Regions from separate parts of the Homo sapiens genome. Here region 2 is linked to region 1. Evidence: chromatin contacts called from ENCODE Hi-C or POLR2A ChIA-PET data. All regions are on one chromosome and are shown on one strand. The core of a region is the stretch at or near the end of the contact, and the rest is flanking DNA. Distances in the headings are between cores, read along the strand shown. Region 1 overlaps TSHZ2 (teashirt zinc finger homeobox 2). Region 2 overlaps TSHZ2 (teashirt zinc finger homeobox 2).

What was found. Hi-C counts contacts between places; a loop is a spot of excess contacts on that map. ChIA-PET counts read pairs that join two places held with the same protein, here RNA polymerase II (POLR2A). Pooled maps may share reads with other maps.
Region 2: a loop to region 1 is called in a pooled map of adrenal gland, with 2.0 times the contacts of the local background. The contact joins two enhancer-like sites. A Hi-C loop is called at or near these places in 1 of 168 maps with a recorded cell type or tissue (ovary) and 7 of 50 pooled maps. POLR2A ChIA-PET finds 5 or more read pairs at or near these places in 4 of 52 experiments (activated CD4-positive, alpha-beta T cell, activated CD4-positive, alpha-beta memory T cell, activated T-cell and 1 more).

What each region holds. Positions count from the first base shown.
Region 1 is chr20:53,085,499-53,089,719 of GRCh38, forward strand. All of the region lies in intron 1 of TSHZ2 (teashirt zinc finger homeobox 2), which reads left to right. Among named protein-coding and RNA genes, the nearest start is that of TSHZ2, 120 kb to the left of the region's middle. RefSeq lists a silencer at 3,218-3,444. Within about 2 kb of position 1,618, at least 3 of the 41 ENCODE cell types and tissues checked have a DNase peak (open chromatin) inside an H3K27ac peak, as active enhancers do.
Region 2 is chr20:53,122,342-53,126,150 of GRCh38, forward strand. The region is part of intron 1 of TSHZ2 (teashirt zinc finger homeobox 2); the gene reads left to right. Among named protein-coding and RNA genes, the nearest start is that of TSHZ2, 150 kb to the left of the region's middle. Within about 2 kb of position 1,935, at least 2 of the 41 ENCODE cell types and tissues checked have a DNase peak (open chromatin) inside an H3K27ac peak, as active enhancers do.

The DNA.
Region 1 (4,221 bases), core at 368-2,867:
TAGTGGTAGTGGCTTGGTTCCTAAAGTAAGACAAACTCAGGTGTTCAATGCTGTTATTTATTGAACACTTATTTACATGCCAGGCCCCTTGTCAATTACTTTGTATGCATTGTACACTAGGTGTTATTTTATTATTCCCATTTTACACATAAGGAAATGAAGGCCCCTGAAAGAGGGCAAGGACTTTCCCCAGGATAAATTACAAAGTTCAGATTTAAACCCAGGTGGTCTAGACCTCATGATCTTAAACACTATGCCCCCAGGATTCAGGGCCAGAAAGGTGCCTAGCTGCAAAGTCATGCCCATTACTGAGTTCAACTTCCTCAAATTCCCCCTGAAGTAATCCCACGCAGGGCTCAGTGGTGGCGTTCAGGCGTAAGCATTAAACCACAAGCCAGGCAGACCTTCATGAGGGCTTCTCAAAGTTCTCCTCTCCAGCTGCGCTCAACCTCACCTGTGCCTCTCAAGGCCTAGGGTTATTGTGCATGTGGCATGGTCTCCAGCTGTTCCTCATCCTGACTTCTCCATCTGCACCAATCTCTTTGCATGGAGGCCGTGTCTTCTGGTCTCTTGGTAGCTCAGTAGTGGTGGGGTGGGTGCCAGCTGCCCACTGTGCATCTCAATCAAGGTTTCTTTAGTTGTAAGGAAGAATAACTCTCTTCAAAGGAAACTAAGCAATAACAACTAAACAGTAACAACAAAAATGTCTAAGGAGGGCGCTGGCATAGACCAGGGAATTGATGCAAAGGTGGGGTTGAGTGGGATGTCGGAGAGGGTAGAGCCAGGTATCTTTATGAACCAAAAGGTATATGTGTTTTGCACCTTCCTTCAGACTTTCCTTCTCTCAAGATCGCCATATCTCCATTCAGATTTTTGGGCTAATCTCTACCAAAAGCTTGGCTCTCTGTGGGTAGCCTACTTTCAGTCCATTTGTCTCTGATTGAGGTGGAGTCTGTTAGGGCTTGAGGAGCAAGTAGTTCTTGTGGAAGGGAAGGTATGGCTTGAATAGATCATCCCCAAGTGTGTCTACCACATTGGTTCTTTGGAAGGTGATTGTTGGAGAAACCTCCTGTCAGGAATGATGTATATAGGGCAAATAACAACCTCTCCCTGGTGGCCTTAACCATAAAATAGAAGTATGGACAGCTCTGTTCATCCTAACAATTATTTATAGGCCACCTCAATTTGCCTCTGTTAACTGGAACTCGTGTCCTGAAACCGTGTCTTCCCTTTGCACAGTTCTGTGGTTGCTGAGATGGCATGCACCATAAGGAGTGTCTGCATTTAAGACTTATCTTTTAATGCCAGTTCTCCTTCCAGGAGCTGGGGATATAGCAATGAACCAATCAAATGTTCTTGCCTAAGAATTCAGGTAAGGGAGAAGGAAAATAAAAAATGAATATATTAGCTAGCTGGCATGTTAGACGTGAAATGCTAAGGAGAAAACAAAGCCAAGAAGATGGTAGAGGAAGAGTCAGGGGATGGGGTGGAGGGTTTCATGCTAGATAGGATGGCCAAGCATGGCTCTGCGGAGAAAGGAACCTATGAGTAGACTCATAGGAAGTGAGAAAACAAGCCATGTGATGATCTGAAGGAGGAGAATTCATAATACCAGATTCTCACATGGCTAGACCTTTTGCCCTTTCTTGAGCAACAGCCTGTCATGAATGGAGAGAAGAATTGAGGTCAACCAAAAAAGGGAAATTTTTTTGCCCAGGATCAGATGCTTTTCCAAGTAAACAAGTAGTTACTCCAAGGGATATTTCCAGGAGATTCTTCAACTCCAAAGGCCAAATCTTCACGTTTCCGTTACTGTAGAGCTTTCTAAACACAGATAATTGTTTGCACAGTTGGTCAGCTCACACAAATCCCTTGGCAGTTTCTACAGACATTTATGCATTACACATTTTCGATCCTTGGCCCAAAGTTCTGATGTTTTAGCTCTGACAGTCGGCTCATGAGAACTCAGACTTCTTGATGCAAGCCCCCAGTCTTCACTTTTGAAAGACCATGGACCAAAGTTTTAATTGCCTCGTGGGTGTCTCTTCCTCTTCACTGGGTGCACAGCGTTACTCATAATCATGCTTCTGATTTGTGTCTGTTAAAAGAAGGATCAGAAACAGACTGGCAAGGTCTTACAGTTCTTGGTAAAACTCTTGGAAAAGACTTTCTTTTTTGATTTGCTTGTGTATTTTAGTGGTGTCTTCAGGCTATTTAGAGAAAAGTAGTATGTCTATTGATTCGGCCATTGGCAGGGACTTAAATGATGGTACGTGTTGGCTGTGTAGTACCTCTGCTTCTTCTAGTTGGATTAAATCCAAGGACAGGTAAATTCTTTTGGCATTTGGCTTGACCAGAGACTTTGTATCTGCCATATTGGTAATTGGCCACCTTGGTGATTTTTGGACTAATGCTCCAGGGAGAGAAACTAAATAACTCTCTCCTCCAACCTTTTCCCAAGCAGTTCTCTCTACCTGGCATTATTTTTTAAAATTGACTTAAGCTTTGCCCCCTCTTGGAAGCATTCTATTACCCCATGTCTGTCTTCAAGATGAATTCAGCTTCCTGCTCTGTTGTCCCATAAGTATCCTGGGCATAGTTCTGCTCTGGGACTCATCACCTATTGCTGAAATCCTTTTGTTTTCTTACCTGTTTCCTACTGAACAGAGAGCTTCTTGAGGTCCAGCACTGGGGCTTAATTTGATTCATTTAGTAAGTTTTTGTTGGGAACTTACTATATATGAAGCACTGGATTCAACTCTGGGAACTCAAAAGTGAACAGAATGTACACAATTCTGCTCTCATGGAATTTATAGTCTACTGGAGTTAGACAGACATTTTAAAAAATTATCATACAGGAAATTGCAATGAGTAATTTTGTTGGGTACTATGGAGGGAAATCCTTTAAGGGCCCTGTTTGTTTCTGACTTTAAAGCACTAGCAACAAATTGGCATTAACTGATTATGTGATTTGAATGGAATTGAGGATCTCAGCGTTGGCCCTCCGTCCTGCTGTTGTCAACTCTCCCAAGTTTTTAAATGCCAAGTTGTAGTTGCCTTTGTTCCGCTAAATTGAAAAATTTACCCCGTGCAAATGAATAACTAAATTCATATTTTTTTGAAGAATTCTATCTAAATGGAGATTTGATGGCTTTCAGAAACCTTTAAAACTTCCCTTTCCCCCATATGAATTCCACTATGGATTGACATATGGCATATTTTCAATGTCTAGTTTTTGTAATTAATTGAAGGCTCACTCTGTCTGAGAAAGAGAGTGCTTTGGCATTTCCGAGACCTGTGGATTCCATCCAGAGTACCACACAGCAATGCAGAGACTCCACTGCCGCTCACCTAGCTAGGAGGCTGCAGCTCTGTTTGTGAAATGTTGCTATTCAGCTTTCAAGTTTATTGGGAGCACTGAGTTCCAAGGATAGCAATTAGGTTGTTCTGCATTCTTCGGCTGGCTCAGGATGCACGTGCTGAGACTGCACATCATAGCAACGGCTCCTTGACTGCCAGGGAGAACAGTGTGAAAGCTTTCCGTGGCTCATCTCAACCACCTCCTCCTCGCCCCTGGCGCTCCGCAATCCTCTCTACTCCTTGGTGATACCTTTTTAAATCTCCCCATTATGTTCAACAGCATGTCAGCTGAGAGTTCAGGCTTACGAGATCATGTCCAATAGGCCAAAGTGTCGAAAATAAATGTTAGCTCATAAAACATACGTGGCACATCTATAGGGCCTGAGGAAAGCCCACACAGAGAAAAAAATCTTAAGTGAACTTGTTTAACCCAGCAGTGACAGGTACAGGAATGGGATTTTCTTTTTTTTTTTTTTTTTTTTTATTAAACAGAGTTTTTCCAACTTCCAGGCTGGCAAAGAAGTTGTAAAGGGAATGTACATTTTGCACCGTAATAGAAAGAGATAAGTAGGGATTTTTCCAAGATTTGGAAAGCTGGTCTTCGTAAGTCCATTTATTTATTCAACAAAAACTTTATGAAGTATCTATTACATGCCAGGCACTGTACTTGGCATTTGGGATAACATAGTGACTGAGAAAAGATTTGCCCTTGAGAAAAATCACAGCCCCTTTGGAGGGACTGACATTAACCATTTAATCACATAAATATGATTTTTCACACAGTAATAATAGCTATGAAGATTAAAAAGCTAGATCATAAGATACGTGGCTATAAGAGAACTCCCTGATAGGGTGACATTT
Region 2 (3,809 bases), core at 685-3,184, 37 kb after region 1:
AACAACCATCATGACATTATTGTCATCAACATCATCAGCAGTAGCATCTAGTTGAGTATGTTTTAGGACAAAAAAACGAAAGATCTACAAATAAGACCACTTTTATTTTCTAGACTTCAAGTTAATTTCTATTTCTATCAGGGCAAACAGAAGGCTTCAATTTTAATCTTTTACGGGGTCCTCTTTCCCTAAGGTTGAGCCAGGGATCTAGAAAGTACTCCAGCCCAAGGTGTTTGGAGGGAAGAGGGGGCAGCTCTCTGGAAGGATGTACAGCCTGTTGGGTTACGGGGAGACGTTCATCACACCAGTCAGGATGCTCTCTCTGGCATCTGGGCCATGCTTGGAGGATGGATATTTTTCGGCAAGGCTGCCTCTGGTATCACGGCTACCTAGACACACCAAAGATATTGAATCCCTGGGATGTTGGCTTCCATTCACTGTGCAGTTTCTCCTCCTCCCAGCCAAAGTGGACTCTCTTTTTCATCTAGAATTGGTGGGGGACAGGGCATGAGGAAGGCCCACTCTCAACCCCCACTTCTGATTAAATACATTTTCTTTTATTTCTGTTCCAAATTCTCTAAGCTTCCCTAGAGATTTAAACTTTTGGAAATAAAAACTGGGGGAGGTACTGGGTATTTCCGCTTTCTACTCTTCCACTTCCCTTCCCTGACATAAGAAGCACCACCCATAACTACATGAATGGGTTGGAGACAAAACACGGATTAAATCACAGAAGTATCTCCTCACTGTCACCAATCCGGCTTCTCCAGCCACCTCTCCATCAGCTCTGTGCTGGATCTCAGTAGGTATTGTCTCATCTATTTTTCAAAGCAACTTCTATGAAGTAAATATTCTCATCCGTGTCAGTTATCTATTGACAGGACAGTGCTCCATAACCAAAACCTCCAAATCTCAGTGCCATAAACTTTAACATTTTTTTAGCTCACCAGTCTGTGGAGTACAGATGACCTGGGCTAGAGCTGGGCTGATCTCAGTTGGTCCTCTTCAATAAACGTATGATCAGCTTCCATGAGGGATTACAGCCTCTGCTTGTCTGGACTGGACTCACTGACATGTTTAGGGGATTGACTATCGGTTGGCTGATCTAGGACAGCCTCAACTATGATGGCTAGGACAACTTGGTCCCATATCACACCTGTGTAATTGTGGAGCAGGCTAACCTAGGCATTTTCTTCTTACATCAATGGCTGAGGGTAAAAGCCTGAACAAGTCCATTCAGGTAAGCATTTTTCAAGTTTTTGTTTGCATCACACTTGCTAACATCCCAGTAGACAACATGGCACAGTCAAGCCTACAGTCAGAGTAGGAAGATACAAGTAAGTTAGCCGGCAAAGGGCATAGCTAGAGAACTGAAGTACTGGGGCCCATAAAACAAGCACTACCCCATTTCCCGAATTATGGAACTGAAGCTGGAAGAATGAAACAATTTGTGTAGGGCCAGAGCCTGAAAGTAAGGTGGCTGGGCTTTGAACCCATACATGCCTGGTTCCAAAACTGGACTCCTAAGTGCATGACTCTACTGCCTTAATTTTTAAAAGGTGCTTATAAAAACAATTCTCCGTGTTAATGCAGCATCTTCCAGGCCAAATGGAGCGTTGGGTAATTGCCTGCTTAATATGGTTGATAGAGAAAGCAAACTTCAAGCCAAAACACCCGAATTTCCCCTAAACATATGTAATCATCTTAATTTTCTCTTTTCCTCTGTTGACATAGCTTAGGGAAGACAACTCCCTTTTAGCGTCAGCCAGTGTTTCCCTGGGAAGCAGCATGCAGGGAAATAGGGTTGGCATTCTTTCCTCCTAAAAAATGCATTTTATGTAATCCTGCTATCTTTCCTGGGCCGGCCCTTCACTACCCACTGGGGATCTCTCTTGCTTAACTGTACTCTTTTCCAATGGGTTTGAACCCCCCTGCATGTCTGCAATCAGGCTTCTGTTGGGCAATTTGGGACCCAGATTTAGTCCCAATCACTTGAATCCATTTGGAGGCTGAATTTCATTCCTAATGAACAAACTGCTCAAGCAGTGCTGATGCATCTGGAAGGACTAGGTCACTGATCAGTGACTGGTTTGTTCCAGAGGGCAGTGTTGTCCTAATCTGAGAGACAGATCACATTTTTGAAGAGCTAAATGCAAACCTAGCATCAGGAGGAGCTCTCTCCATGCATCATCGACATGACCAGGAATTGCCAACTTGGCTTTACGGATGATTAGACTTTTTAGAATATGGCATGAAGCCCTAGTTATAGACTCAAGTTATAACAATAGTCATCATATAGCAATAAAGATTTTCTGAACCTTTGTCAGGTAGCAGAACCTATACTAAACTCTTTCTTTGCATTTTATCTTCACAACCATCCTAAGATGTTGATGATGCTACATGCCCATTTTCCACCTGAAGACATGGAGATTTAGGTGACTTCTTTCCCAGGGCCACACTGTCAGCCAGAAAGTGACAGACACAGCCAGGGAGTGGGCATAACACGTGATTGTTAGGAGGTTAGCAAACTTTTTCTGTAAAGGGCCAAATAGTAAATATTTTAGGCTTTGCAGACCATGCAACAACCACTCAACTCTGCTGCTGTTGAGAGGAAGTAGCCATAGATAATTTGTAAGCAAATGGGTGTGGCTCTGTGCCAATAAAACTTTATTTACAAAAGCAGGCAGTGACCTGGATTTGGCATCACTTTCAAGCTATATTGCTTTGGCCAATTTACTCAACCTCTTTTGGAATGCGATTTTGTCATCTCGAAAATGAGGATGATAATAATCATAATGCTTAATTTATAGGGTGATTTTGAGGATTAAATGAATGTTGCATAGAAAGTTCTTGTTTATATTATTACTAATGGTTTATATTATTGCTAATTATTAATAATTACAAAGAGATATTGTGAAAGGCCGTAGAGGAGAGAAGTCAACAGCAAGTCCTCCCTGGGCATAAGTCTCATCTCTCCTGGTTACCCGCTGAGTGGCCTTGGGCATGTTACTTACTCTCTCTGAGCCTCAGTTTCCTTTTCTTGTAAAGAATAGTAAAAGGATGAGTCTCACAGAATGATTACAAAGGTGAAGTACATTTAATGCCTGTGAAGCTTTTAGAACATTGCCTGGCACATGGCAAGCACTTTCTGGTTGCTCGCTGTATTACTATTATTGAATAATCATGAATTGAGCCCAAATGGCCTGGCTTCCTACCTCAGGCTCTTTCCCACCCTACGTTCCTGCAGGGGTTCTTAAGTATTTTATACTATCAGGCAACCCCCCGGTGATCTGCTGACACCTGTGGACCCCTTTTCAGAATACTGTTTTTGAATGAATAAAATATATAAAAGATTACCCAAACACCTAATTATACAGGAATGCAGTTACCAAAATATTTAAAAAAAAAAAATTGTGATGCAGTTGTAGATGAGCTTCTTTATTAACACATTAGATAACCAAATCTATCAGTGGGCTTAATAATTACAACAATTTTGAAATAGAAATAAGCCTCAGTGATATTTCAATATCTCTGCAACAACTGTAATGTGATATGCAGATATTTATGATTTGTATTGGTGCTAAAGTCACAAGTCCCATGACTTAGTGGCTACATTGATAATAGCAGAAATGCTAAATTTCACTTAAAAGTTGGTAAAAATAAAACTCTGGGTTTTTGTTTGTTGTGTTTTAAATGCACATTTATGAAATTCCCAGATTCATGGGACTCTTGATGTCCATAGGCCCCCAGGCCAGGAACCTCTGTGCCTACTACCCTGAAGAAGCCATTTTAAACAGTAATAAACCTGA